Linked DNA regions of Homo sapiens: all the other regions are linked to region 6. The links are chromatin loops, found by intact Hi-C in ENCODE. Cell type or tissue: heart left ventricle. All regions are shown on one strand. Links, peaks and the distances in the headings refer to the core of each region. The heading gives the core; the rest is flanking DNA.

What was found. Peaks named below come from ENCODE experiments on the same cell type or tissue, not always from the same donor. Only the 100,000 strongest peaks of a DNase experiment are listed, where the experiment ranks them.
Region 1: a loop joins it to region 6, with 11 times the contacts of the local background. A loop is called at or near these places in 54 of 110 quality-filtered maps.
Region 2: it touches region 6 in a loop (12-fold over the local background); 75 of 110 quality-filtered maps call a loop at or near these places.
Region 3: it touches region 6 in a loop (9-fold over the local background); 58 of 110 quality-filtered maps call a loop at or near these places.
Region 4: it touches region 6 in a loop (8-fold over the local background); 61 of 110 quality-filtered maps call a loop at or near these places.
Region 5: it touches region 6 in a loop (6-fold over the local background); 75 of 110 quality-filtered maps call a loop at or near these places.

Annotation. Positions count from the first base shown.
Region 1 is chr1:163,313,090-163,318,183 of GRCh38, forward strand. All of the region lies in intron 2 of LOC127814295 (a long non-coding RNA gene), which reads right to left. It also overlaps a transcript of RGS5 not described here. Among named protein-coding and RNA genes, the nearest start is that of NUF2, 6.3 kb to the right of the region's middle. In heart left ventricle, for the core only: a CTCF peak has its summit at 2,908 (motif pointing left); no DNase peak of the experiment used is centred there.
Region 2 is chr1:162,875,625-162,880,718 of GRCh38, forward strand. No RefSeq gene overlaps it. Among named protein-coding and RNA genes, the nearest start is that of CCDC190, 17 kb to the left of the region's middle. In heart left ventricle, for the core only: a CTCF peak has its summit at 2,550; no DNase peak of the experiment used is centred there.
Region 3 is chr1:162,845,367-162,850,460 of GRCh38, forward strand. No RefSeq gene overlaps it. Among named protein-coding and RNA genes, the nearest start is that of CCDC190, 13 kb to the right of the region's middle. In heart left ventricle, for the core only: CTCF peaks have their summits at 2,660 (motif pointing right) and 2,867; a DNase peak (open chromatin) is centred at 2,685.
Region 4 is chr1:162,851,318-162,856,411 of GRCh38, forward strand. CCDC190 (coiled-coil domain containing 190) reads right to left here. Exons shown (of 4, transcript NM_001394065.1): 3 at 4,315-4,438; 4 at 1-4,042. The coding sequence ends at 3,448. Among named protein-coding and RNA genes, the nearest start is that of CCDC190, 7.3 kb to the right of the region's middle. RefSeq lists an enhancer at 2,962-3,256. In heart left ventricle, for the core only: a CTCF peak has its summit at 3,101 (motif pointing right); no DNase peak of the experiment used is centred there.
Region 5 is chr1:163,069,021-163,074,114 of GRCh38, forward strand. It overlaps RGS4 (regulator of G protein signaling 4), which reads left to right and starts at 341. Exons shown (of 5, transcript NM_005613.6): 1 at 341-508; 2 at 3,375-3,479; 3 at 3,785-3,846; 4 at 4,436-4,602. The coding sequence starts at 465. It overlaps LOC124904446 (a long non-coding RNA gene), which reads right to left and starts at 4,436. Exons shown (of 2, transcript XR_007066703.1): 1 at 4,358-4,436; 2 at 3,978-4,257. In heart left ventricle, for the core only: a CTCF peak has its summit at 2,967 (motif pointing right); no DNase peak of the experiment used is centred there; H3K4me3 peaks cover 3,107 bases; H3K27ac peaks cover 553 bases.
Region 6 is chr1:163,171,772-163,176,865 of GRCh38, forward strand. All of the region lies in intron 1 of RGS5 (regulator of G protein signaling 5), which reads right to left. The region is part of intron 2 of RGS5-AS1 (RGS5 antisense RNA 1); the gene reads left to right. Among named protein-coding and RNA genes, the nearest start is that of RGS5-AS1, 13 kb to the left of the region's middle. In heart left ventricle, for the core only: CTCF peaks have their summits at 3,219 (motif pointing left) and 3,422; a DNase peak (open chromatin) is centred at 3,220; H3K4me3 peaks cover 1,355 bases; H3K27ac peaks cover 2,210 bases.

The sequences.
Region 1 (5,094 bases), core at 513-4,512, 140 kb after region 6:
GGGGATAAACAGTGACTTCAGATAAATAGTTCAATATCAATTGGGGTAGAAATGTCTCTTAACACAACATAGTCTGGTTTATTCTAAAGAAATAATGTCAAAATTATGTTATTATAAATTCCTCATGCAGAAAAATAGTTATTTTCTTTAAAAAAAATTAATCCTCAGGGTAGAATATGTGGTTAAATGTGTTTTGTTTTAGTTAATACTAACTCTAGGAGAAAATCTTCAGAAAAGCCCTAGCCAATGAACAGAACTAGAGGCAACTGCAATCAACAAATCACTAAGCTGTGAAATATTTAACACAAAGGAAGAAAACTGAGAGAGAACTTTATTCTCTCTTTGGAGTGATAGGAGATTCTAGGAAAGAAAGGGATGGGAGAGACCCTAGAGGCTTCCAGAGGAATAAAATAGAGTCAGGAATGAGACAATACATATGTAGGGCATCTCTGAAGGCCTAGAAGGTCTGTGTAAGACTGCCAACCCACCCAAAGGCTTATGGAGGGAGAGAGACACATAATCCCTTGAACAACAAAGCATAGCAAAGAAATTCAAAGTATCCAACCAACTAAACCCTTCCCCACAGAACTGAGGAACCCTTCATAGGTCTATATCTTTTGTGTTGTACTGTAGGGAAGTGGTAGAATAGTAGGTATCTAAGGATACAATCCTTTCTAGAAGGATTCAGGGATAAAATCTGTAGAACATAAAAAGGGTCTGCTGCACAGGTTACAAAAATTAACACTGCCTCCACCAGTGTAAGCGTTTGAGATTAGGAAGCACAGTAGAGGAGCTAGGGACAGAGCTTCTAACATTAATTACTTGGGTTCAACTTTTGTCTTCCTGGTTTCCTAGATATGTGACCTTGAGCTAGTTGTTCCAGTTTTCTTTAAAGTAAATAAGATATATATGTGTGTGTGTGTGTGTGTGTGTGTGTGTGTGTGTTTATAAATGGAATAGGAAGAGAAACTACTTCATGCAGTTGTTGTGATAATTAAATGAGGTAATACATGGAGAACACCTGGCATCTGGTACATCTTCTGCAAATATGCACTATCATTATTATAAAATATTGTATAAAGGTGTATAAATGGAAATTATCTTAATGGATTGTCCTAGGAACAATATTCAGGTAATAATTTTGAATATATATGGTCAAACTGTGTTTACCAGGTTGAATTTGCTTAATAAAGAGTAAAGAAAAACTGGCAGCTGATTTTTCCAAAGACTAAAGATGAAATGAGATAATATTACTTGGTACTTATATAGAAATGCATAGACTTAGACCCCTTTTTGAGAAAACAGGATTTGAAAAAGATATAGAGAACTTAGAAGTGATTTTCTCCTAAGGGTCCATATTAGAAAATGTACTCTAGACAATATAAATCACTATCATAAAGAATTCATGAGAATGATAACATGGCACCAGAACTGTGACAAAACACCAACAAAACAAAACAACAACAACAACAACAAAAAAAACCTACTTATCCCCAAATTTTTCTGATTTATGATAGTTATTATGAGTTTCATTTTTTAAAAATTCCCCTTCTGCTATGGCATGAATATTTGTGTCTCCCCAAAATTCATATTTTGAAATTCCAACTCCCAAGGTGATATTAGGAGGTGGGGCCTCTGAGAAATGATTAATTCATGACAGGGGAGCCTTCATGAATGGGACTAGTGCCCTTAAAAAAGAGGTCCAACAAAGCTCATTCATGCCTTCCATTATGCGAGGGCACAGCTAGAAGATGCCATGTATGAACCAGAAAGCAAGCCCTCACCAGACATCAAAGCTGCCAGGGCCTTGATCTTTCCAGCCTCCAGAACTGTGAGAAATACATTTCTGTTGCTTTTAAGGTACCCAGTTTGTGGCAGCTTGTTACAGCAGCCTGAACGAACTAAGACACCCTTCTAAAATGTGTTATAACTAACTAATTAAAAATTAGAGTACAATCACTGCTCGGGTGACAGATGTACTAATATCTCAGAAATCACTAATAAAGTATTCAATCATGTAACCAAAAAGGACCTGTGCCCCAAAAACTATTCAAATAAAATTAGACTACATTAAGATCAGTATTTTTCCTGAGAATCTCATTAACTCATTTGAAATAACTGAAAAATAGCACTGGATATTGTAATACTAATATTGAAAATATACAGAATATAAAAATTGAAGTTAGGCCGGGTATGTTGGCTCATTCCTGTAATTCCAGCACTTTGGGAGGCCAAGACAGTAGGACTGCCTGAGGCCAGGAGTTCGAGATCAGCCTGGCCAACATAGTGAGACCCCATCTCTACAAAAGAAAACTGAATTTTAAAAAGTCACATTGACCAAAAAATTTTAAGAATATCTAATTTGTTTCAGCTGATAATTCCTAAGGTTCTCTATACTAACTATATTAAAATAATAGAGTTTGCTGTGAAAGTTGGGGAAATGATACTAGAGAGGTTAGAGTTTAATATAGCAACTTTTTGCTTCCTTGGATCTTGTTTAGAGCTCATCACAAATTAGCAAAGAATAGGTACTTTATAGTTCCAAACTAAGAATTCCATGCGAGTCCTTAACAAAGATACTGTATTGCAAATGTACAGCTCAGTTCTGAAATCCACTAATAAAGATGAACACAGCTGAGAAGTCAAGTGGATTAACAGGCTTGTAATGATGAAAGGGTAATAAAAAGCAGATAGCTATTTTGAATTCAACGCTATTTTTCTTCTTAACCCTGGGCTCTAAACATGTATTCTAATGCCAATAAATTTAGAATCTAATTTTTTTCATCCAGAACATTGTGTTCAATGTTTATCACTCTAATTTACTTTTATGAATGAAAATGAAATAAAACTTTCAAACTATGTAAGGTTAACACTAATGCAACAGCGCCACCCAGTGAATATGCTGTATATTCAAAAGTGTTACTAGAATTTACCATTTTCTTTAAATACTAGCGTACTTTCAAAATATCTATGGCCTCAACCATTTATATAAAATTATACACTACAATACTAACTCAAAAATATATAAAAGCATTACGCATTTTTACTTACCCATTTATAACTACAGTTAAGATGTGCTTTCTGATATTTGTGATTAAAGGGTTTTGCATATTAAATGCTACCTATGTCAGCAAGCTAGAAATGTTGGCTGATAGGAGAGACGTATCATTATTTCCTCTCATATGAAACATTAGGCAGGTATAAAACAATGACACTTGTTTGCTTTTGCAGATTTTGTATATATCGCATAATACAGTACATAGTTTCAAAGATTTTGTCTCATGCCCTTAATATAAAATGTGTGTTCATAATTTCACTTCATCTTGCTATTACTGTTCATAATTCATATAAGTGAATTGAATGATGGCATCAATAATACAACCATAGAATTTGTAAACCAATCAATAACGTAATGTGGTGCTTGAGCACAGGAGTTTGAGGCTGCAGTAAGCTATGATGACACCAGCCTGGGCAACACAGTGAGACCCTATCTCAAAAAAAAAAAAAGCTAATATGATATAATATCAGATAGCATTTTAATATTCCACTCTATAGTGACTAGAACATAGTTGGAATATTGCTTTCGGTATTAAGTCCACAAAAATCTAATAGAACACTTTTTATGTCATCTTTTTATTTCTCAGGAAATAGAAATACATTGGAGGAAAAGGCAAAAAGAACTAAAATATATTCAACAAAAAGAAAATTTCTTTTTCACTCTGACCTGCTAGTTTCCCTCCTCAGAGGCTACTACTATTACTTTGTTAGACGCATCATGTCTCAAAAGGAGTTCAGTTCAACAACAAATACTAATTGAGTGTGCAGTTTGTACCAGGCATGGTGTTAGGTGTTGGAGCATCAAAGGTCATTAAGAACCAGCCCTGTATAATAGTGGAGACAGGCACAAAACAGATCATTTCAATATAACATAAACTTTTTTTTTGTAAGTATGCAAAGAATCCATCTCAGACCTCTCTTTTTGAGTTTCAGAATCATTCATCCAATTGCCATGTATCTGGACATTGTCATGTGTATGTTTCACAGGCATGTTGAGCTAGACATGTTTAAAACTGAATCACCAGTTACCTCCCAAGTGAGTCTGCCTCTGTGTTACCTAAATCAGAGACTGGCATCCCATTTATCTGGGTACTCAAGCCAGAAAATTTCACTCGTACTTATCAAGCATCTCCAGCGTATAAAGATTTGTGCTAAGCTGTGGATACATGACAGCAAATAGGGTAGTCCCTGTCTTCACCAAAGCTTGTTTAAGAAACTCTATCCTTGATTTCTCCCACTTCTGCCCTCACAATTCAGTCACCAAGTTTTGCCACTTCTACTTCCTAAAATTCTTCTGAGATCTATTTCTATCCACACTGGCAATGCCCCAGTATAAACTGCCATCTTTCTTTCCCTGGATTACTACAATTATCTCCTAACTGGTTTCCTTCTTGCTGGTATTGCTGCCCTTTGAGTTCTTTTTCTCAGAGTAGCGATTCATCATCTAAATACTAACCTAATCATGTTGAAACCATTCAAAGTTACTATTAGCCTTAAGAAGGAGTCCAAACTTTGTGACATCATCACTAATGTTCTTCATGATCTGGTCCCTGTTTACCTCTCCACCCCTGTCTAGAATCTCTCAGTTCCTAGACTGTGTTCTTCTTCATAAACATTGTTAGCCTCTATCTAGAATACTTGTTTTTTACCCTTTCAATTCCTAGCTATTATCAAGCATGGAGCCAATAAGACTGAACTGCCTTTTTTTTTTTCTTTTTTCCCTATGAGAATGTAAACTCTGTCAGGAAATTATTAGATTGGTTATTGCCATATTTGCTTGTTCATTATTATATTTCTAGTATCTAGCTCAGTGTCTGGCACAAAATAAGGGTTCAATGAATATTTTCTGAATGAACCCACAAATGTCAAGAAAGCAGAGAGAAAAGTCAACTAACTCAGACTATGGAACAAGGAAAGGCTTCTTGCAAGAGCCCTAAAAAATTAGTAAGGATAAGGAAGAGTCAGCCAAAGAAAATAAAGATAGTCCAGACAAAGTCAACAAGAATGCAAAAGGTCTCAGGTGTAAAGCAGCCTCAT
Region 2 (5,094 bases), core at 389-4,388, 300 kb before region 6:
ACCTCTAGTTATGGCAGCAGTGACAAAAGGATTCAGATTCCAGATTCTTTATAAGTATTGTGTAATGAAAAATTATATTGACATCAGTGAACACCATGCCCTCCAATATCCCCATCATCAAAGAAAAGTTAAATTTGGTCGCCACCTACTATCAAAGGTAGAAAATAGAAATCATTATAACTTAGAAATAAATTTAATAAATACTGATATAAAAGATCTCTTATTCATAGTCATGTTTAATATTTGGTGAGTATGAAATTGAGATTTGTTTATTGCAAGAAATCTGGAAAATAAAGTTTAGGAAAAATAGTTCAAAAAATCATTGTAATCTCATCAACCTATTATCATTTTGAAGTACTTCTGCCTGCTCTCGAAGGAGAAAAAACTTGCTAATGAAATGCTTCTGTTTTGGCCACTGGGTACCTCCCTTTTTTATTATCCCTAACCCATTTGTCTCAGCCTATCTTTTTTTTTTTTTAACTGAGCCAGCCCATGCTCATTCTATGCCCAATATTTTTTACAAATCCTCTTCTTATGCTTGGGAGCTGGGTTTTAGAGGCTACCTCTTGCCAAACCCATCTTTAGAAGAATTGGGGTCTTAGAAAATTTCCAAAGCATCCCGAGTTTTACTGCAGCACCTGATAAAGGGAAAGAAAGTGGGGAGGATACCAACCAGCAGCACCTGTGAACCTTACAGAAGAGATCTTCTGGGAGTGGGGTGCAACAGCATCAGAGAGGAGGGTCATGCCCACTCCTCAGCAAAACCTACAGGTCTCCCCAGAAAGCCTGACCTTCTTTCTTGCTTCAAGGGAGCCAAGACCAACTTTGAACTCAACTATCCTGAGTAGAGAATCTGATGTCACCACCCTACGTTTTATGATCTTATCTGATGCAGTCCCTGAAATTGGCAAATTAAAGATTCCCTTAGCTTCAAACTTCATTGAGTCTTCCCTCCATTAAAGAAGAGAAGCCTGGGAATGGCTTGGAAATGCAAACAGCTGAATTTGAAGCTCTTAAAGGATAGAAGCAACTGGGGCAGAGCACCTGTGAGTGTTCCCCCACACCACATCCTGCAGACGAATTTACTGCTTTTGTGCTCTTCACTGCTGTGTCTCTCCCCTTACTTCCATCCGATTCTCATTCACTCCATCTTTTGCACGGGGAAAGCAGTTCAGGTGCTATGGACTAAATGTTTGTGTCTTCCCAAAATTCGTATGTTGAAACCTAATCCCCAATGTGATGGTATTTAGAGGTGGAGCCTTTGGAAGGTTATTAGGTCCTGAGGGTGGAGCTCTCTCTCATGAGTGAGATTAGTGTCTTAGAAGAGAGGCCCCAGAGAACTCCCTCCTCCCTTCTGTCATGTGAGGACACACAGGAAAATGGCCATCTGTGAACCAGGAAACACTCATCAGACACCAAAAACTGTTAGCACCTTGGTCTTGGACTTTCCAGCCTACAGAACTGTGAGGAATAAGTTTCTTTTGTTTCTAAACTGCCTAGTTTATGGTATCTTGTTATAGCAGCCTGGATGGACTAAGGCATGAAACTACACCTACTGGGTTATTTCTCAAAGATGTTGCTGAGAAGAAACCTGAGCCCTTTAAGATTGTACACCTTTTACCTTCACATCTGTTAATTTCTAAAGAAGTTCTAGAGCCAGGGATTCCACTCCAGCCCTTGGTCATCCATTCTGGAATTCTGGCACTGCCATGGTTGGGACCATTTGTAATTAAAGAAAAGAAGAAGCCAAATTTACTTTAAACACAATAAAGTCAGAATTGTTATTTTGCAAGTGGAATTAAAGGCAGGTTTTGTTTTTACAAGGAATATGCAAGTTAGTCGGTATGGTCAATGGGAGAAAATGTCTGATTGAGCAAAATGTGTTACCATTTTAAGTAAATTAGGAAGCAATATGATGGAGAGAGTGTGTTAAAGTGGAAACACCTACAGCCCATCCCACATCATTACACTCTCCTTTACAACACCTACACACCCTCAGCCATCGTCCACTTCCTCTCCTCATACCTAGGACCAATGCATATCATTTCCTGACTCTAAATTCAGAAAATGCTGGGCCAAGGAAAATTCTCTGGAAATTCAATGGATGCTTGAGATGGCAGAATTGTTGAGACTCAACAAGGGTTTTGGGGCCAGGCTTTGTTATTCCCTGAAGCATGGGCCGTAAAGATGGGGAGGGTCCAAGAGAGGATGGAGAACTGCAGAGAGGGGGATAAAGGACAGGAAGACAGTGAGGGAATGAGAGGGCTTCCACTTTGAAACACCTGAATCTTTAGGCCACTTGCATAGTCAAAGGAGAACTTAGTGTCACTTAACATCATGGTAATGATACCATCCAGTCTCATGATTCTATTTTGCCTAGCACAGTTTTTTAAATCATTCAATAGAGACTATTAAATCTGTGTTGGAATTCAGTTGCATGGACTAGGGAAATAACCATAGGCTTGAAATTAGGCTATGGCCAGAATTTCAGTTGGATACGTCTAGTTAAAGTGATTCTTCAGGACTTGTGAAAACTTGTTGTAGTTTCTGAGTCTGACATGGGGTGGCGCTCCTAAACCACTCTCTGTGCGCAAAACCTTTGAGCAGGAACTCAGGACATTGGAAGTGTCTGGGCCCTGGGCATGAACCTCAGTGGGGTAAGTCAGAAGAGAGCATGAGCTCCTGTTTGGCCCAACAAGTAAGACCTCTCTCCTTTCCTTCACCTTTCTTTTACATGTAACATTTGCTTCTCCTAATGCCCACAACATGCTGTTTCATTAAAGGGGGTTTTCATTTTTCTTAAGATGACTTAGCTGAAGTTATTTTTTGCATGATGGAAGTTAGGAAACATTAAAAAAAAAACTTTTTAAAAGGGCAAAATCATGCCACGGGTTTGAATTCTCTCTTCTTGGTTGCTAAAATGAAATGAGGACTACTCTTCTGTGTCAGTCAAAAAAATTGTTTCTAGAGGGTTCTGCCTAAAGGTTCATGTCAACTCTTCATTCTGAACTCTAGAAGCCATTTTGACGTTAAATTCATAAAATGTGATAACAGAGGGAAAGGACTTTTTTAAAGCCATAGAATGCCAAAGAAATGTGACTTGTGATGACCGTCATTATAAAATTTACCTGGGCATGGGATTTGAGTTCTTTTAACTTGCTAAGGGTTTTCTCACTATCGTTTCACTCATTTTGGTCATCAATTCCCTCTTGAAAATGCTTGTTTTCCACTTCCTAATTTGCTGATGCTTATCCTTAATGGAGAGAATGAAGGTGAACAAGAGCTGAGTTGTTCTTCCTTCTCTCTGTTATCTGTCAAGATGACGTCCCTTCCTAAGCCGCGGAACTATCCTTTCTGTCTATCTGAATATTGGACAATAGCCTCTTCCCACTGAGAGAAAGAACCTCTGTGGCTCTCTTTAGCGTTTTCCTTCTGCCTCAACTGGCTCCAGACTTTGGCCTTACTAATACCTGTCCTCGCAGCCTAGGTCACATTGGATGTGACTGAGCTTCTTTCATTTTCTGCTACTTATAACTGGAGCTCACTTCGGAGCACCACATGCATCCACTTTGGTTTGTTTTGTGCTGATCTACTTTCTTCCTTATTTTTCAATTATTTTGAAGGACTTCCTTCTCTCTTTAGACATGTCTCTAAGTTATATATCGCTCTTTTCTGGACTTAAACCAGCCTTCCTAAAGACCCAACTGACCACACAGAATCACCTTCTTTTGTGTTAATAAACTTCTAGACAACAATTTTTTTCCTACATTTCTCTCTCTCTCGAGGATCAATATTTGTATTTAATTCTACTTCTCCAATTAGTTCTTTTTCTTTAAGTCCTCAACTGTTTATAGTAGCATTTTCCTTCATATTTCTGAGAGCCAAACTTGTGAGCCAGGAGAAAAATATATGATTTTAAATGTAAAGACTTACCAATTCAAGTAAAGCTCCTAGCACACAGTTATCATCCATGAAATGAAAAGTATTATTATTAGTTGAAGTTTTTCAATAAATTTAATTCAATACACTTTCAAATACACCTGCTTAATGCCAAACTCTGTACCGAAGGTGGCAAAAATTAATAAGCTATGATCCTGTTCCTTGAGAAGCTCAAAGATGAGGAAAGGAGACAGGTGTCTAAATTAACAACTAAAAAAAAATGTGACCCTTCTAATTAGGAATTTTTTTTTATTATTATACTTTAAGTTTTAGGGTACATGTGCACAATGTGCAGGTTAGTTACATCTCTATACATGTGTCATGCTGGTGTGCTGCACCCATTAACTCGTCATTTAGCATTAGGTATATCTCCTAATGCTATCCCTCCCCCCTCCCCCCACCCCACAACAGTCCCCAGAGTGTGATGTTCCCCTTCCTGTGTCCATGTGTTCTCATCGTTCAATTCCCACCTATGAGTGAGAATATGTGGTATTTGGTTTTTTGTTCTTGTGATAATTTACTGAGAATGATGATTTCCAATTTCATTCATGTCCCTACAAAGGACATGAACTCATCATTTTTTATGGCTGCATAGTATTCTGCGGTGTATATGTGCCACATTTTCTTAATCCAGTCTAGCATTGTTGGACATTTGAGTTGGTTCCAAGTCTTTGCTATTGTGAATAGTGCCGCAATAAACATACGTGTGCATGTGTCTTTATAGCAGCATGATTTATAGTCCTTTGGGTATATATGGCTGGGTCAAATGGTATTTCTAGTTCTAGATCCCTGAGGAATCGCCACACTGACTTCCACAATGGTTGAACTAGTTTACAGTCCCACCAACAGTGTAAAAGTGTTCCTATTTCTCCACATCCTCTCCAGCACCTGTTGTTTCCTGACTTTTTAATGATTGCCATTCTAACTGGTGTGAGATGGTATCTCATTGTGGTTTTGATTTGCATTTCTCTGATGGCCTGTGATGGTGAGCATTTTTTCATGTGTTTTTTGGCTGCATAAATGTCTTCTTTTGAGAAGTGTCTGTTCATGTCCTTTGCCCACTTTTTGATGGGGTTGTTTGTTTTTTTCTTGTAAATTTGTTTGAGTTCCTTGTAGATTCTGGATATTAGCCCTTTGTCAGATGAGTAGGTTGTG
Region 3 (5,094 bases), core at 623-4,622, 330 kb before region 6:
CAACATGTTGCATATATTATCTTAATTGTGTATCAGAATGCTTAATAAAATTCAGCCTTCCCCCTAGTTGTATTAAAACTGATGAAATAACAAGGAGAGAAAAAAGGGAGAGAGAGAGATTGATTCTTGGAAGAAAGAGAATGATTTGACTATAGCCAAAACATAGGAGTGCCTAGAAATCCAGGCATGAAGTAGCTCCTGCCAAGGGCAAGATTTTGTCTCCCTGATGTGTCCTGTGCCTCAGACACATCGCAATATATTGCCCTCTATCTCCTCTTGTTGACAGTTTCTACTGGACTCCTAGCCACTGTCTAATTCTCTTTCTTCAAATTTTTTTCTAATTGTTAATCTCTTTCAGAAAGATTGAGAGCGCTAGCACAGTTCTCCCAACCCCCAAGTTACTTTCTACATCAAGATAGCATCTTATGTACAAGTCCATGCAGCAGGTCCAGTGAGCTTAGCATCCCGCAGCCTTCCAAGTTTGGTTGCCAGGGTCTTCCCAGCAAGAGGGGAGGGCCATTACTCCTTGGGTTTTCCAAGTTCTTGGAAATGGCTTCATCTTTCATGAAGATGCCCAAGCCAGGGACCGGAATCCCACCTTACCTTCCTTCTTCAGACCTAGGCAGCCACCACGTTCTTCCTTTTGAACGTTTTTCTAATCTTCCCCTCTTCTTGATCTACACCACTCTGACCTCATTGGGTCCCTCAACCTCTCTCATGTTAGCCAGACCTACAGTTTTATCCCCTGATTCTTGGCCTACCCTGGAAGCCCTTCTCTCTATAGCAGCCAGAAAGATATATATAAAATCCAGAAGTGGCTCTAACCTTTTAAAAGTTCTGAAGTAGCCAGGCCCAGACAAAGTCCAGACTGATCAGCATAGTATGTAAGTAGGTTATTCCACTGTATGCCTCTTGTCCCAGTTTATTTATTTTTTTGATTTTTTTTTTGAAGATGGAGTCTTGCTCTGCCACCCAGGCTGGAGTGCAGTGGCCCGATCTCTGCTCACTGCAGCCTCCGCCGCTGGGGTCCTGTCTCAGCCTCCTAAGTAGCTGGGATTACAGGTGCACGCAGCCATGCCCGGCTAATTTTTTGTATTTTAGTAGAGACAGGGTTTCACCGTGTTGCCCAGGCTGGTCTTGAACTCCTGAGCTCAGGCAATCCGCCTGCCTCGGCCTCCCAAAATGCTAGGATTACAGCTGTGAGCCACCATGCCCGGCCTCAGTTTATTTATTAGTAGCATCCCTTTTCACTCTTGGAAGTGTTCTGGTTTAGACGGTCAGTTTTGTAGTCCCCTCAATATCAAGTTTTTCATTATCTGAATCTCCCACTTCTCCAGCTCTTCAGCACATCCACTCAGCAGCTTATCTCCTGCTCATCTCTCCCTGGGCTTCCTCCTCCCACTGGAGCAGGATGGCTGTAGCAGATATTCCAGAAGCAACATCTAGGAAGTCACATCCAGATAGGACAGTGTCTAAAGGATGGAAACAACTGTTTTCTCTGTGTCTATTTCTTAGGAATGGGAATGTCTTTCCCAGAAGTCTTCAGGAGACTTCCCTTCATGTCTAACTGAGAAGGATTGAGTCACTTGCTCTTTTCTAAACAAGCCTCTGGCAAGAAAGAAAGAATGACCATGACCGATGTTTATCATTTGCGGTAGACGTGAGGAAATAGGTAATGACCGTGACTGTAACACCAATTTTTGTTTAATTTGCTTTGGGGCCTGTTGATTCCACTAGACGGCAAGCAAGATCACTGTGTGGGATATGTGTTCACCCTTAGCCCCAAGCACAGTGCCTGCATCAGCGGGCACTTTTGTTGCCATTGTTGAACTTTTGGATGGATGCAAGCTAGGCGGTATAATGTAGTGGGGAGAACAGGGTCCTTGGAGCTAGATAGAAATAGGCTTGGTCCCCAGCTCAGTACTTGCTGCCTGTTTAGGATCTTGCTGGACTTCTGAAGTTCAAAATCTTTAAGCTTCAGATTTCTTACCTGTAAAATGAAGCAAAGACTACCCCCGAGAACACATGTAACACAGATGAACCAGCCAAAACAGCCACAGATATTTCTCCAGTTTCTTAACATTTCCATTTAATTCTAACAATATTTTTGAGTGAGGGTGTGGCAATGTTTGTGTGTGTATGTGTGCACTTGTGAACAGGTGTATGTCATGTATATGTGGGAATACCTGTAAGAAAAATGGAGGAAAATATCTTCTAAGGAAAATGTCATTCCTGCTATTGCCCTCTGGAATTTATGAGGTCTTTGCTGACTATTTGACCTGTAAAAGATAAAAAGCCTCTCTTAACCTATTTTTCATTCCAGGAAAGTGTTTCTAAAGTGTGCTTTGTGGATTGTAATAGTCCCTGGAGATGATTTATGGACAAAGTTTTCATGGTCATATTATTTGGGGGAATTCAGTGTGGTGTGATTTCCCCCTTGACAGTCACAGTGACATTAGCATATTAAAGGCTTAGAGAAGTCTCATAGAGAAATTTGTTTTCATTGTTTAACCCAGGTTTCTCCAAATTTATTTTAACCCAGAGTCCTTTTTTTTTTCTGACAGCACCTAACAAGATCTTTTGCAATGCTCTTTGGGAAATTATATTAGCCTAATTACTAATTTCCTGGCCCTCAAGGTGACTTGCTTGAACTTGCCACCTTCGCCACTAGGGGGCAGCATTGGTTTACACAGGGTGAACAAACGTTCAATTCTAAACTAATATTCTTTGGTGGGAAAGTGTGTTCATTTTGGTTTGTTTTGAAGAAGTCACTTCATACCTTTGAACTGGGGTTAAGCTGGTTAACTCCCAAAATTCCACCAGTTCCAATATCCTATGGAAAAACCCCAAAACCACTAGTATAAATAAGATAGTTATTTCTGTTACTAAGTAAAGTTTTGTTAATTTTTTTAGTGATATTTAGGATTAAATGGCAAAGTATGGGTAAGCTGTAGAACTTTCCACCTAGGGATTCTGATTGCCCTTAGCCAAAGTACATTCTCCTGAGCGTGAATTATTTTCCATCCCTGGAGAGTTAGCTATGAGGCAAAAGGAAAGTCTGTATAGGTTTTCAATAATGAAAGAAGGACCCTTGGGAATCAGTTGTTATGAGAAAAAGCTTCTCACCTTATCGCTGCAGGGACAATTAAGGAAAAGTCTTGATTTTAGAATTGAGGTCCCTGTCAAGGCTTGGTATTAAAACCTGTATTAGGGACTTTTTTTTTTTTCTATTTGGTCATGACACCAGTTGTTAGTGCTTCTGCTACAGAAACAAAGATATTCGGGGGCAGCAAAGCTCAGACGTGCCAGCTTTTCTGTTTAAGAGAAGTCCCACTTGGTTTGGTAAGGGATGGAGTTAGAACCATGTGATAACATGTTCTTAAGTTCCCTGTGATTCCTAGAATTGCCTTATCTTGCTGATCTCTTTCTGTCTAGATTTTTAATTCTCTTCCTATAGACTATGCCAAATGTCATTTTTAGTCCAAACTTAATTAATTTTATTTTTCTTTATTTTGGGACCCAACTGTATTAGTCAGGATTATCTAGAGGGACAGAACTAATAGGATATACATATATGTGTTTATGTATATATGTATATATCCCCATAATATATGTATATAGGGGAGTTTATTAAGTATTAACTTACACGATCACAAAATCCCACAATAGGTCATCTGCAAGCTGAGGAGCAAGGAGAGCCAGTCCGAGTCCCAAACCTGAACAACTTGGAGTCAGATGTTTGAGGACTGGAAGCCTCCAGCACGGGAGAAAGATGTAGGCTGGGAGGCTGGGCCAGTCTATTCAGTTTGATTCCAACCAAAATGTGCTATGTCTTTTCACATTTTTCTGACTGCTTTATACTCTAGCTGTGCTGGCAGCTGAATAGATGGTGCCCACCCTGATTAAGGGTTGGTCTGCCTTCCCAGCCCACTGACTCAAATGTTAATCTCCTTTGGCAACACCCTCCCAGACACACCCAGGACTGATACTTTGAATCCTTTAATCCAGTCAAGTTGATGCTTAATATTATCCATCACACCAACTTATACTTCATTTTGCTTGTATTTTTCAGATGGACCTGGATAAAGACTCTGCCAAATGTTTTTAACAAAATTTGCTGGGACTTAAAAAACTGTATTAGGGCTGCCATTCACCCTTAGTTCCCTGAAACATGATCACCTCCCACCAGCATACTGATAGCTAGCATACTGCGGGTATGAGCGCTTGTAGTGAACTACCATCTGAGTCCTCAGGGGCACCTTCTTTTTATGGCCATTTTTAAAAAGAGTGTTGTGGGTCTGAATGTCTGTGTGAGTGTGTACTCCCTAAGGAAAATGAGGGGAAAATCCTCTAAGAAAAAATATCATTCAAATATGAATTCTTATACCTCTTCTGTAAAATTATATCTGCTCTTTCATTTAATAATATCAAAATAATTACTAGCATCACTATTATTCTGCTCATACTATCCTACTTGCTGGAGCTCCAGGGGAAGCCAGGAGGGAAGTAGGCTAAGGGTCTCAGTGATGCAGGCAGACGCTTGCTCACTTTCTGTTTCTCTATCCACAGCTGGATCGGTCACTTGGTTTGGCAGTCCTAGCTCTTGTCCTTTAGTTTTGAACACTTGGTCTATGCTGTTTGTCTCATTTCTTCCACCTCACTATGAACAAATAGTCCTCAGCAAGAGTGTTCAAAAATTTTTCCAGTAGTGAATTGCATAAACATCTTTATATACAGCATGTATACATTTTATCACTCCTTTTTAAACTAAGATTTATTTTTATTAATAATTTTGAGTTGAGAGGGTCCATGCGAGTATTCAGTTTGATTCTAACCAAAATGTGCTATGTGTATTTGGGGTCTTTGTATGTGTATTTATATGTGTTTTCCTTTTACCAGGAAGGTTTCCTCATTGCCCAGTTTCATGCAACCAGTTCAATGGGATTAAACTTGAGTAGTTCAAAATAATTTAACTAATTACATTAAATTTCATTTACAATTTTTAATGATGCCTACTCTTAGGACATATAGCAGCAACATATTCAAAATAGTGGTGGGAAGGTGGAAAAGTTAGGGTATAGTTTGCGTTATGCC
Region 4 (5,094 bases), core at 759-4,758, 320 kb before region 6:
AGTGGTTGCTTGCTATTCTGGCTGTCATTGGTGAGATAGAGCTGCTGACATCTGTTTGGACTGGTACCCTCTGCTTCCCTGGTACTCTTGGTGTGAGGGCAAAACACTTGCCCAAGCGTGATTCCCTCTGTCCTTCCTTCAAGGCTCATTTCACCCTGAGAGGAGCTGGTCCCTCCAGTGTTCATGGTAAAAACTTACCCAACTTTCCCCCAACACTGAGGATTGTGACACCCTTCAGGGTGCTCTTCAGTAGCCTCCAGAGAGACTGAGCCTCTACTTCTGGGAGTTTCCAGCTGCCTCTGCCTGTAGGTGAAAAATGGAATCTTTTCCCATTGAATGAGTTAAGGCAACAAGTCAAAAGCCCCTTCTTCCTCATGGGGGAGGAAATGGGGAAGGGATCATCTGTCCCCAGTACATCTCTGAATGAATGAATGAATGAATGAATGTAATAAAAAATGTTTCCTCAAAATTGAAGTATAAATTATCCCTTCTAACCATGTGTTACTAATTTGAATGTTAAAGATTTGTATTTGTAGGGTTGAAAGCATTTCTTAACTGAAAACGAGGGCAGGAGCCATCGGACACATGCCCTTCCCCATCTTCTTTGAGAGGAGAGTATGGGAAAAGAGTACCCTGGTCTTTGTTCCTCATCCACATTCTGGTATGGAGAAAGCTATTTTACTTATCATGAGCCTCAATTTCTTTATCTGTAAAATGGCAGCAAGTATCTCCCTGATTTTCTGTCTCAGAAGGTTCTGTGAATATTTAATGTAATGGCACAGGGTGGAGTTTCCAATCTTGGCGCTATTGATGTTTCGGGCTTGTTAATTCTTTGTTTTAGAGGGCTGCCCCATGTATTATAGAATTTATGGTCCCTACCTACTAGACTCCAGTGGCAGCCCCCTCACCTCAGTTATGACAACCAGAAATATCTCTGGACAGTGCTGGATGTTTTCTGGGGACAGGGGGCACATTTGCTCCTAGCTGAGAACCACTGGTATAAGTAAAGTGGCCATGGACTGGTCGAGAGCAAGCCATCCTAGAGCACCGTGTGCCACGTCAGGATTAAGGATTTAAACTGTTTAGAATTTAATGAGTTACACAAGAAAGGTTCCATGCAGCAGCGTTCTCTTTGATTGAGTTAAGTTGTACTAATCAGAGTATTACATCCATTGTATCGAAGAAGGCAAATGTATTAGACTAAATGATAAGAAGATAAAATCTAGGTGGTTAGAAGATTTTTAAATGTATAATTTTTTGGCGATGCATGGAATATTATTTAAAACAGGATGTACTAAAATATTGATTTTAGAAGTGCAGACAGATCTGGGTCTGTCAGATGTATATGAAGACACAAGCAAGATAGCAAGGAGGAACATGCAGAATGTTCACTTCTGTAGATGGCAGGATTGAGGTGGACCTGGAACAGAGAACTAGGCTGAAGTTGGCTCCCTCCTGCCTTGTGATGGCCCCTTCCCGCTGTGAGAGCTAGTACAGTGAAAAGACCCACTTAGCAGTGACAAACCATTCACTCAGGACTCAGCCTTGAGGGAGAATTGTGATGACGATAGGCAAGGCTTGCGTAGAAGACAAGAAGAAAGAACTTTTAGGAAAGAGCTTGCGCAGTTTACAAAGGGGTTCTCTAATTGTTGTATGCCTATTCATGTTGGCCCAGGCATGGCTGGTGCAAATAAATTAAGTTTTTGTGAATCAATCAGTTCTGTCACTTATGGCCTGCCTTCCTCTGTTGCTTTGCTTCATGGAAGAAAGTGTTGGAGGAAGCAGATTTCTTGTGTTCCTTTCACTATAAAGTATTGTCTCCCCATTGAAGGCCAGAGGCTGGGCTGATGAAACTGACTCTCAAATGTTTGATCTAAGTTTTTGTCTTCAGATAGGTGGTAGTGTGGTGTAATGAAAGAGCATGAGCAAGGAAATTGAGTAGAAGAGAGATCAAATGCTAGTCTGCCATCTATTAGCAAGTTACCACCACTCTTCCCTCTATTTCCTTATCTGTAAAATGGGGATAAAGAAAACTATTTTGCAAAGAAAACTTTTGCAGCATTGTTTTGAGGATCAGTTGGCATGCTGTGTGGAATGTGTCAGGATAGGGGGAGGTACTGAAAAATAGGAGCTATTAGGAATTACTATTTTTAAACACAAGGAATTCTAAATCTGAATTAAATGAAATGTTTTCAAATTAAATATACTTCAAATTTATATTTAATGAACTATAAATTAAATATGAATTAATCTTCATTTCAGGCCCTTTGTAATATTAGTAGGTTGGGGTCCTTTATCATTTCTGAGCTAAATAATCTTGTTTCATCAAAATATCCCAGGCTGGGTTACATCAACTATTGATGCCAGAGATGAAATAGGCCCTCAAGTTTATTCTTCTGGAATTAAAGTTTGTTATTGGGCTGAAGATTTGAATTTACCCACCACAGAGGCATGATTTCTTTGAGACCCACGGGGCAAGATGGTTTTCCTGATAGAGTCAGTATAGATAAAAAGTGGTGATGATTTTATTCTACACTTCATTAGGTAGACAGTAAGTTTAAAACGCATTAACAAAAAGCTATTATTTTCTAATGACTTATGATACTACTTATTTTTAGAGTGATATTTGGGTCTGTTGGATGGGAAACAAAATCTAATCGATTCTTTTACAGTGTAGCCCAAGACATAGAGGCCTACTTGAAACAATAGCTTGTTAACAATGTTAGTACCTCTCATTTTACAGTGAAATCATTTTGATAGAGTCTGCTATGCATTTGACAGCATGTTGGGAGATGATTAAAAGTTTTTTAAATCCTTTGATTCTAGAAGATATGAGAGGGAAAAGATTGTCCATTATTCTTTCAATAGGATTCAAAAAATTTGATATGAGCAGGTTGAAAGTGGGAGGGTGAAAACTAAAATGGAGCTATCTGTAAATAAAGGAAGGAAGGAAAGGGCTTCCAAAGAGAGCACGTGGGTGTGGTTAAAGAGCAGATTTTCTTTATAGACCATGTTACAGTACCTATTTACAATCACATTCCTATTCCTACCACTACTATATATCAAACTAAAACAGAGAGAATAGCTATGCCGTTTTGCCAGCAGGTGGCACCATGAGAATCTCCTAGAGGAAACAGGAAGTCCCTGAAAGCAAGACTGTTACTGTTTTCCCAAGTCCAGTCATCAATATATATTCATATTTTTGATGACATCATAAACATATCACTTAAAATATTTTCAGAAGATTCATTCTTCCTCTCCTTTTTCATATATTAGCATTGTTCATTCAAGAAATATTATATTCCCGGAAAATAATAGGGAGTTTAAAATAAAATTGTAATTCAATTATGTTTGTTTGTTTTTCTCTGTATTGCTTAATATAGTCATTTGAGGAACACATTTCCTTAGCAATAATGGCATATGTTATTGTCAGGCTATGTTAAACGGTTAGAGAGGAAGAAACTTAGAAGGCACCCTGTTTTCACACTCCTTTCCTGCCCTGGATGATGAGGATTCCCCATGCCCAAATATCTCTCCAATGCTAAGCAACCTCTCAGACTCAGGGGGGACCCTGTGCCGGAGATAATGGGCATTTCTGGCCTTTGAAAGCAACTCTAAGAAGGTTGGCTTTGTGAACTCGCCTTCGAAGCTTCCTGCACATTCCATGTGTTTTGGGGGAATTTGTTTTCCAGTGTTCCCATCTGGCTTTAGAGCAACATCTTTTGATCTGGTCTCATCAGCACATGCCATTCCACTATCACTAGCTGGGCTGGAACTAGGACCTTGTTCTATGGTGTTGGTGGAAACCTCTTGATTTTGGCATGGAACAGAGATGCCCTTGCTGGGGTCTACGTCCTTAGATGGATTCACAGAATCTTTCTCTTGGGCTTGTGGTTGCTCTTTTATGAAGCAGGCAGTTCTGTTATTTTGAGAGAGTGGCTGCTTTTTGCTCTTCATGGGGTCTTTGAGGCCAGCATCATGTGAAGGAGGCACCTGGGACTTGCTTTTGCATGTGTCTTGGGCCATACGGGTTGCCAATGCTCTGAGAAAGGACATAAAAGAAAGATCTCTGAAAACCAATAAAAAGGCTCTTCTTTAGACCTTTCAACTTATTAGGATGTGGCCCCCTTCAGTATCGGCCAAGGTAATATAGGTGGGAATGGGGTGGAGGGTGAAACTGAGTAGTAACAATGCAGGGAAAATGTCTCACTTAAGAAGTGGAACGGAGCATTTCTTCAGGAAAACAGTTTAAAGAGGTCATTTGGGAAGAGAGACTTAATGTCATACCCATGGGTTTAGTAATCCATTTCTTACCTCATTTTCTTAGCCTGTGGGGCTCTGTGCTTCTGCCTTCCCTGTGGTGAGAACACGAGAACATCTTCTGGTCTCTTCTGAAATCCATTCCCCAAATAAGAGGAGAACTTTTTCTTCATGGTTTCTGCTTTGAGTTAATTAAGAAGTGTTATGAGTTGGATTGTGTCCTTAAATTTTTTATGCTCAAGTCCTAACCCCCAGTACCTTAGGGTGGGACCTTATTTGGAGATAAGGTCTTTACAGAGAAAATCAAATTAAAATGAGGTCATTAGGGTGGGTACTAATCCTATATTACCGGTGTCCTTATAAGGAAAGGAACTTAGAACACACAGACACACACAGGGAGAGCACTAAGAGACACAGGGAGAAGACAGCCATCTGTAAGCCAAGGAGAGAGGCCTGAAACAGAGCCTGCCCTCACAATTTTCAGAAGGAACCAGCATGTTTGACATATTGATTTTGAACTTCTAGACTCTAGAATTGTAAGGCAATAAATTTTTGTTGTTTAAGGCACCCGGTTTATAGTTCTTTGTTATGGCAGCCCTAGAAAACTAATATAAGAAGAAGAAAAATAATTCTGCAAACTGGGCTTTCAGAGAACCAATGTGTATAAACCTTGGTGTATATTACACATTAGGTTGATCTGGTGTGATAGATGGAAATGGAAAATTTAAAGCAGTTTTCCAGTGTTTGCGTAGTATATGTTAAAGAGGATTTAGAAACACTAAGATCAGAGGTTTAAACCAGCTAAGCCCCTGGAGGTTTCCTTTGAACATTTTA
Region 5 (5,094 bases), core at 732-4,731, 100 kb before region 6:
TTCCTTCCAGGAAGCAACTTCCTTGATATTTTTTTTTTACAGGCATATGAATAAAAACTATATTTTGCAGCATTGTACACTTTTTTTCCTTTTCTAGAAATTCTAAACCTCTGACATTGGTGGAGACATTGAGTACATTTTTTCCCATATCCCTACTTTTCAGAAGGATTTTCTCTGCTCGTTCACTTAACATTGCTGATGCGTCAGTCTTTTCTTCCTCATCTCTTTCAGGGGCTGGAGAGGCAGAGGGAGACAGAGGAGCTGGTACTGCAGAGCGGTCGTCTGATTGGCTGGACGGTCGTAGCTGGGCTATAAAAGAGACCCCTACAGGCTTAGCAGGAAGACGCTCAGAGGATTCTGACAATATCTTTACCGGAGAAGAGGCAAAGTACGCTCAAAGCCGAAGCCACAGCTCCTCCTGCCGCATTTCTTTCCTGCTTGCGAATTCCAAGCTGTTAAATAAGATGTGCAAAGGGCTTGCAGGTCTGCCGGCTTCTTGCTTGAGGAGGTAAGATTGCTTTCAGCCATTAACCATATTAAACTTTTGGCTAGACTTTCTCAGTTATTTACATGTTGTACTTACTAACCTAGTTCTGTGCAATTAGAAACAGTGTGGTCAGGAGAGCACGACTTTCTAACTTTCCTCCAAGACTAGCTAGATATTGTGACTTAAGACATGTGCTCCCCAAATTTCAGCCCTTATGTGTTGTTTTGTGTGACCTCAGTTTTGAGAACTGTTCTATTCTTTAAGCCAGGTCTAAGAAAGCTAGTTTTAATTAAGAAGCGAGATGAGGTTTGAGGCTATGTACAGTGATCTGTAATATCTCCATCTGTGATTACTACTGCTATTTGAGCATCCCTGGAGTACATAGAAGCCTGGCTCTGGGCTTTCTGATTGTATGCTACAACTTGTTTCAGGAAAGGTACCCCAGAATGAGGTTTGGCTCCATCATCAGAAAGGCACTATGCTTTCCGTGTGGTGGTGCAGTAACTTTCACTCTCTATGTTCTTATAAGCAAATGTTACAATGAGATATGAGTTTTAAAGCCAGATCTTCCTTATCTCTCTGCCCCATCTCTAGTTCTTGAAGTGTCTCATATGAGTTTGGTTGAGAAATATTGATCATTACAAATCAGTTAATAGTTTTGTAGAAGATCTCATCTTAAAGACATTGTTTTGTTAATATACTCCCTTGATTTTTTTAAAAGACCTTACAGACATACAGCTATTCATTTGTTTTTGGTTTGTTCAAAAAAGGTATAAAGAAATGCATTCAGAGAAAGATCATATATTAGCCAGTTGAAAATTAAACACAAAATGAGTGCATATTACATTACTTAATCTTGCAGTCAAAGGTAAAAAGTCAACCTAAAGGTATACTACCTGCTTTCTTATCGCACTGCAAATAGAAATTACCACAAATTTTATTTTGGAAATAATCTCAGAAAACATAATTTTTTATGTACTATTAAAACATTTACTTTCCAAATATTCTGTCATTCAGGAGTATGGAAGTATCGATGGCTTCTTTAAAATGAAGCAGGAGGGTCTGGCAGAGAGTATCTATGAAATAAGTTCCTCTGACCTTCACGCTTAATTTTCTGAATGGAGTGGAGCAAATTACTTCAAGCTTCACTTAACTTGCATATGAAATGAACCGTACAAAAATACAAGAGTGTCAGGAGAAAGTTATGCTCTGGTAAATATTTTGCAAAACAGATAAAAGATAATACTAGAGCTCTGTCCTCAAAGAGTTAAGCAGCTAATCTAAGGAGGTAAACTCTATGTCAGCAGGATGAACTGCTCTTCCCTTTCCTCCTCAATAAATTGCAAATCATCTAGTCCAACATCTTTACCACCAGTGCCTGAGGCTCCAGAGGAGCCATTGCCTTCTCAAGGTCACATAGGTGGTGGGTGAGTTAGGACCAAATCTAGAATTCCTGACTCCAGTAACTTCTGAAGTCATTTTGTTTTTTATTTTTATGGTTTTATTATAAGAATACTTGCTAAGCACACTTACCCCCTGCATTGATTAATAACTCTAGGATCTCAGGTGGATCCAGCACATAGAAATATGAATTCGTTTCTATTTGGACTTCATGATATATTTACATTATCACCTTGGAATCACCCTAACATTCAGGATTGTATCTTGTTATAATCAAAAAGGATGTTGCATCCCCTGAACAGTCATCAGTCAGGGAAGCAGAGGAGGGAAAGTAATCTTGCGAGGAAGAGAAAATACTATTTAAGGGACAGTCAGAGAACATAATGGAATTCAAACTTTCTGGGAAAACCTACATACATAAATGTATTAGTGGCCATCCTAAATGTCTTTATATCTTTGAGGCTTTATTTTCCCTACTCCAAATAGACACATTTAGTTATTCATTTCTTTTAAAATGGTATTTCTCTTTTTAAACTATTTCTTGACTTTTTTAATAAAAAGAGATGCAAGCAAGAGGATATTTAATAAAAAGTAAGAGAGTTGAGCTTAAGGCTTATTAAAAGACCCCCTTTTTCTAGTTAGTCAGGAGCTCTAATGTGCCCTGGCTACCTATTAAATGGTGGCAATAAACTGGAAGCTCAGTGATGACTCTAGCCTGCTTCTCCTAATAGCTGTTAAGCCTCAAATGCCCTTTAGAGTGTGTATGTCCTTTAAAGTAGCTATTAAGAAGGAAAGCAGCAGCAGCAGATATTGTCTAGAAAGAAGCCCCAAGAAGCTGAGGTTTCAGCTTGGGCATTTGTTTTCGCCATCCCATGCTCCATTTCCCTCTGCTGGAACTGTGCACCTCAGTGTATTCTCCCTCTATACCTCACAGCAGGAACTGCTTGCCCCCCCCCCCCCCCCCCAACATACATGGCTGGAACTGAATAGACTTTTACTTTCCCGAGGTGCTTCTACAGTTCCCTCTGCCAGCAGGGGAACAGATGGAAATAGCAATCACCTGCCAGAAGGTGGCGTGCAGCAAGGATGTGCATCTTTTGCCGCTACTGCTTTCTGATTCCTAAAAATTACTCAGAGATCACTCATGTGTTCAGTGATTCAGGTTCTGTTGAAGATACCAAAGATATTCGGTTGGTCAAAATGACGGGCATATAAAGGCTTCTCAGGTTTCTGAGGTAAACTGAAGGGTCAGAATTCCAGTTGTGGATGAAGGAAATGGTGTTATGACTGCCTCAAGGTTTTGTAGCAAGTCATAGGGAACCAAGAGGAATCTTGTTTTCCTCAGAGGTCATGCCAACTCCAACTCCCGTTCCCTAAACTGTCTCTGAGCCATAGACTAGTAATGGACTCTTCAAGCTCTACCATTAGGTATCTTTTAAAGAAAGCTGGTTATTACTATTTATTCATTTTTTTCTCTTCTGTGCAGTGCAAAAGATATGAAACATCGGCTAGGTTTCCTGCTGCAAAAATCTGATTCCTGTGAACACAATTCTTCCCACAACAAGAAGGACAAAGTGGTTATTTGCCAGAGGTAAGAGAAAAGGCCTTGGTGAAGATGTACTTAGTATTAACTATCTGATGATGGGGATGTTCTGTGAGAAGGAACTTGTGCTCCTAGTTAAGCCAGATTTGGATCAAGATAGCCTCCATTTTCATGGAGATCATAACTACATTTGAAATTTCTATACATTTAGTGAAAAACTGCCCTCATCAATAACATATTTTGTCATAACGATGGAAAATAAAATCTTTGCCTTCATTCAGGATCTTAGATTTCTTGCCCCAATTTTTTTACCATGGCATTCCAATTATTCTGTTTCTCTCTATTTTTTCTAGAGTGAGCCAAGAGGAAGTCAAGAAATGGGCTGAATCACTGGAAAACCTGATTAGTCATGAATGTAAGTCTGACAGCAACCTGGGATGAGGTACTCTGGATAAGACAAGTTATATTATGCTGGTCTAATAGAAACTGCAGCAAGGCCTGGCTTCTTTCTGATGTTCAGACTCAGGAGACTCTTTAGGTCTTAAATTCAGTCTGTTTAAAATTTTAATATGCCCTAGAGCTTTGTGATATACAATGAAAAGTTTATGCAGGAACCATGTGGAAAACCATCTCTCTCATCACAAGGAAAAACGGAAGAGAGAAAAAAAATGATAAATATCAATACCTTCTTGCAAAATCAATCTCAGTTTCTCTTTCCCAAATTGACCTTGGTAATTGATAGCTGCATAGGCATTTCAGAAGCAAAATACTTCCTTGAAAGAGGCTTCCAACTTGAGTAAGAATCATTAGGTAGAACTGGGAACCACTGGATATCAAACACAGATTAGGGTTACCTGACTCCAGGTGACTTGAAAAAAGCAGGGGAAAAAGGGATTGCTTGAATCCATGCTTTATCCCCCAAGTACCTCAGCTTTATGTGAAATAGCATATCCAAGAGGCCAACCAGTGTGATGACAACTGTGGTCCTTTCTCCTGTATCATAGGTGGGCTGGCAGCTTTCAAAGCTTTCTTGAAGTCTGAATATAGTGAGGAGAATATTGACTTCTGGATCAGCTGTGAAGAGTACAAGAAAATCAAATCACCATCTAAACTAAGTCCCAAGGCCAAAAAGATCTATAATGAATTCATCTCAGTCCAGGCAACCAAAGAGGTAGGTTTTTTATGGATACATAAAAATTGTACGTATTTATGGAGTATGTGTGATATTTTGATACATGCATACAATGTGATAACAATCAAATCAGGGCAATTGCTATATACATATCTCAAACATTTATTATTTCTACGTGTTGAGAACATTCCAAATCTCCTCTTCTAGCTATCTTAAAATATACAATAAACTATTGATAACTATATCACCCTAATGTGCTATCAAACACTAGAACCTATTCCCTCTACCCAACTTTCTATCTATTCCTTCTACCCATTAGCCAACCTGACCAAAAAGGTAAGCTTTTATGGCAGAGAACTCTCTGGATCTTAGTGAAGGTTCCTAGAATAGTGGAGCTGACTATCATAATCTTGACAACCCCAAATAAATCAGTTTTTTAAAAAATCTCTTTTATCCATGTGGCTTACCATAACCTCCCTGCATGAATTTTTCTGATGAATCTCCCCAATTTGTTAGACAGAACAGAAGATC
Region 6 (5,094 bases), core at 755-4,754:
TACTGTGTCAGGCAGTATGCAGTAAATATACAAACACCATTAGGTTTGCTCCTTGCTTTCAAGGTGCTTTTAGCCCGGAGAGGTCTTAGATGTGGAAACAATCACAAACGGGTGCTTAAAGACAGACTGTCCAGAAAGCAGCAGAACTCTCACAGAGGAGCACCAGTGTCCACAACGGTAGATCAGGGGGAACTTCTCAGAGGAGGCAAATGTGGAACTAGAGAATGAGCAGCAGTCAGTCAGTTGGGCTAGAAAAGAATGAGCGTTCCAGAGGGAAGGGTGGGTGCGTGTTATTTTAAGGGATGTAAAAGTAGTTTGTACTGCAAGAGGGTGAAATGTGAGACAGCAGAAAGCCCATTCAAAGAAGTTACTCTGCTTCCCTTCCAGATAGAGGGATGGATGTTGGAGGGACCTCTATACAGTACCTAGCTTGCAGCAAAGTTGGTATGAAAACAAACAAGAGATAAAACTATTGAAAAGCGCCTTTCAAAAACTGTCTGTATTTAAAGACGTGGCATCCTATCATATGAACACAATGTATCTCACATTTTCTTTTACTATTTCAGAATGCATTTTCTGTGAAAACACCATTTATAAATGGTAGTTAAATGCTCAAGACATACCACAAAATCCTTTTAAAACCAGGATGAATCAGTACCCTACTACTATTTTATCTATATCACTGCTTAAATAGAGTTTTTTGTGGAATGATCTAGAAATCAACTATCATTTATAACATTGCCAAGAGAAAATCGTATTCCATTTCTTCAGAGCAGACTAACATACCAGAACATCAGGTTACTCTTTTCCTCATATTTGCCCTGGAAATGTAAGGGAGAAAAGATATTCAGTGCTTTGGAAAACACTTCTTTCTATGGCTTCAGTTTCTGGCTTGGTATAGGCTCAAGTATAGAGCATTATAAAGTTAAGAGTATTTAAGTTGTGAAGTCTATTAAATTTAATTAGGAGTTCATTGTTCAGGGAATGACTAATGTTATTGCATTTCTGCTCATACAACAGTAAAGTTTAAAGGCCGAGGAGCTGAGAAATGCTGAAGTTCAAATCACTTTAAACATTGCACTCTTTTCACAAGACTAAATAATGTTAGATTTGTTTTACTCCTCAAGAATCCCTGGAATATTATTTCATCCCCCGTTTCCCTTTCCTCCCTACCATAGCCTCACAGACATATGAAAATAAAACAAACCAAATGAAAAATTCAAACAAAACAATAGCTCCAGCTTACCAAACTATTTTCCCTTTATAGATAAACTTGAATGTATCTGACATTAATTTGGCATCAAAAACAACACCATCCAGAGAAGATAATTTTCTAATTTGTTTACAATTTCCTGCTTGGTCTCGGGCTCTATTTGACTGCACACTAGACATTTTTTCCTGGCCACATTACATTAATGCTCATTAACAAGAAACTATTTTTATCTCCTGTCATCTCTCTTCCTCCTCTTGTTATTCTTTTGTTTTACAAAGAAAAACTTGTTTTGAAATAAAATCAATTGAAAATGCTTGAGTTAAAGTTTAATTAAAGGCTCAGAGGAAGATAATTCTTTGTCTAGATGACTCACATTAGTGATTCCAAACTGAAAACGGTTTGAATAATTCTGGGGCTTTGCAGTTTTAAATCTGCTCCCTGTGTGGGTATGCTGGCTGGCTGGGAAGTCAAAACTCAAAAGGCCACGGACCACCTCAGTCCTTCCTGCTAGTGCGTGAATTTAATGGGTTATCACCTTAAGATGCATAAGTGTGGAAAACCAGCACAAGCAATCACTAAAAACAGAAACATGGTTAAATTTTGAGAAATACAATTATATTCCACCAGAATGTGTGAAGAACCAATTATATATAAAATCTTATACTAGGTGTTTCAAGGGTTACAGAGTTGTTTCTCGCTTCAGAGACACTTGGAACAATTGAATATAAAACACATATATGTAAACTGTATAGCAGATATTTTTCCAATCACTGATGAAGGTAGGTGGAGTATAAAAACAAAAGAACGTAGGCCTGGCACAGTGGCTCATGCCTGTAATCCCAGCACTTTAGGAGGCCGAGGTGGGTGGATCATGAGGTCACGCATTCAAGACCAGCCTGGCCAAGATGGTGAAACCCCATCTCTACTGAAAATACAAAAAAAATTAGCCAAGCGTGGTGGCAGGCACCTGTAATCCCAACTACTCGGGAGGCTGAGGCAGAGAATTGCTTGAACCCAGGAGGTGGAGGTTGCAGTAAGCCAAGATCATGCCGCTGCACTCCAGCCTGGACAACAGAGCAAGACTCCATCTCTAAATAAATAAATAAACAAACAAACAAACATAGACTGTAACCTCAAGGAGCCCTAACTTCCCAATGTGCAATGGGAGATATTATATACCTAAAAACTGCTCCTAATATATCCTCAGAGCCCTCTGAATTTTCCATTCATGGCATTTTTCAATTGGCATTTATATCTCCATATGTATATGTATATGCGAATATTGTCTATCTCTCCCATTAAAGTGTCAGGTCCCCAAGAGCAGAGTGAACATTTGTTTAGTTCACAATTACAGCTTCAGCACTTAGCACAGGGCCTGGCATTTAATAGCATTCAATAAAGATTTGCCATGTAAATTGATGAATGAGCAAATGAATGAATGAACTGAATTGCTAGGTTATAGTAAAGCTGCATTTTGGGGTGGAGTAGGTGAAATATTGGAGTGCAGCTTAGAATGAGTCACGGAGGACTAAGATGTCTCTAATTTGCTAACTGGACAGAGGTAACACCATTAAATGACTATAAGCACTATAAAGTAAGTGAATTCAATTTCTGTCCTTGAAAGAGATTGAGAATGGTCAAGTGGGGCATTTAGTTCCTCATATTATATAGGACATATGCTGATGAGAAGAGGCAGGGAGGATAATTGCAATCACTAGCAATCTGAAAAGAATCAATTATAAGACCATAATTTTTCAGGATTTAAAAGAAACAGAAGTAGCCCTGGGGCATAGGCTATTCCTGTGGTTGAAAGGCTTTCGGCAATCACAAACAGGTTTCGCTGTAGACGCCAGACATATGTCAGGAACAGCGAGAAGGAAGAAGAGAGGGAGGAGAGTTGAGAAGCATAAGGCAAGATTTTTACAACACATTTCCAAAAGAGGTGTCCTAACATCGGATAATCCAATTTAAATTCAATGCAATTTAAATCCGTGTCGCAGATGCCCCCTGCTGGCTGTGGGAAGGCGTGAGCATTAGCAAAGAACTGAGCAAAGAGCAGATTGGTTCCAGGCTGCTTCCTTCTGAAGAAACACTACGAGGTTTCTTTCCACGGACTAAAAAGAACATGTCTGGAATAGATACCCAGGAAAGAGAAACACAAGCTTCTAAAACACTCGCTAGCCGTCAATGTCCACAGCCGAGAGTAAGACATTTGCCGGATTAGAGACCAGAGGAGAGAGGAGCTCCTCTGAGTTCCGTGCAGCTGAGAACTAATCTGAGAGGTAGAACCCAGCAGAGACTGACAGAGGGAAGAGGGCCCAGAGGGTCCCTGCGCGGGCCTATCAAGAGGGAGAATGCATTTTGCTGAAAGCTGGAACAGCTTTCTTCCTGGCTGCTCATTTAAAACTTCATATCAGTGGAGTTTGCTCCTTGTAGGTGGCTCCGAGACAGGGTAATGGATGATCTTGAAAACCCTTAGCGGGAGTATAAGAATATGCTAGTGGAAAGTCGGCTCAGTTCTGGGGCTGAAATCCTCAACTTGCCAGGATCCTCAGCATGGCCCCTAAAATCAAGATGGACTCTTAACTGCAGAGAAAGGCAGTGCCGGGTGATTGTGGTGGAAAGAATCTATCATTTTGGCATCTACCATCTACCCTATTTCTGAATTTACCTACTTCAGTTTGAACTACAGAAAATTCACTCATTGCTTGTGCTTTAACAGCATATGAAAGAGAAGTTTAGTAATAGTGTGATATCATGTTAAAACATGTATTTATTTTCTTACTTGATTTATATAATTAATATATGATACATGATGGAAAATGACTCTATGGTTAGTTAATATGAAATACTCCTCGGGTGCTCCAAATGATAAAAAGGTGAAGAAAATGCTAAGGAATATATAGTAGTAGTAGTATTAATGTGTTATGATATGACTTCAGAAATGAAAGCTCTGTTTCTAAACACAAGTGAATCATTCCCTAGCAGTGTTTTAGGCTTTCACTCATATTAGTGATTAATTACATAATAAGCCCCTTCAAACTATAAGATGGCTGAAAAGATGGAACTGACAATGTCATTTGTGTCAAATATATTCACAGAAAGCACGTTTATCTATTATACCCTTTCAACTCTTGATATGTTCTAACGTTTCCCTTCAGCAGATTGTCTTAATAACAACTCTTTTCATTTTTATGTTCAAGCTGTTACCTCAGCTACCCCAGGTTAGCTCATTTTCAGTAAGGGACCATCACAAGTAACCTGCAGTAACAGACTAGGAAGTCTCCCAGGGTTCTTGTTTAAATAAGCTGACTTAATTTCTTAGGACCATGGTGGACAGAGAAAAGCCTGTGCAGGCCGGGTGCAGTGGCCCACGCCTGTAATCCCATCACTTTGGGAGGGCAAGGCGGGCAGATCACCTGAGGTTGGGAGTTCGACACCAGCCTGACCAACATGGTGAAACCCCGTCTCTACTAAAAATACAAAATTAGCCATGAGTGGTGGTGCATGCCTGCAATCCCAGCTACTCCAGAGGCTGAGGCAGGAGAATCCCTTGAACCCAGGAGGTGGAGGTTGTGGTGAGCTGAGATCACGCCATTGCACTCCAGTCTGGGCAACAAGAGTGAAACTCAGTCTCAAAAAAAAAAAAGAAAAGAAAAAAAGAAAAAGAAAACCCTGTGCAGCCTCTCCTTTTGTTCACTTATTTATTCAACAAATTAAAAGTATGTTTACTGAATGCCTACCACATGATGTACGCTATAATATGTTTTGATATTTTCAACGAAATAAAAAAGATAAGGTCCTCTCATTGAGTTTATGTTTAAATTGGGCAAGACAGATACAAAACAAGAAATGAAAAACAATGAAATAAAAAATTTTAG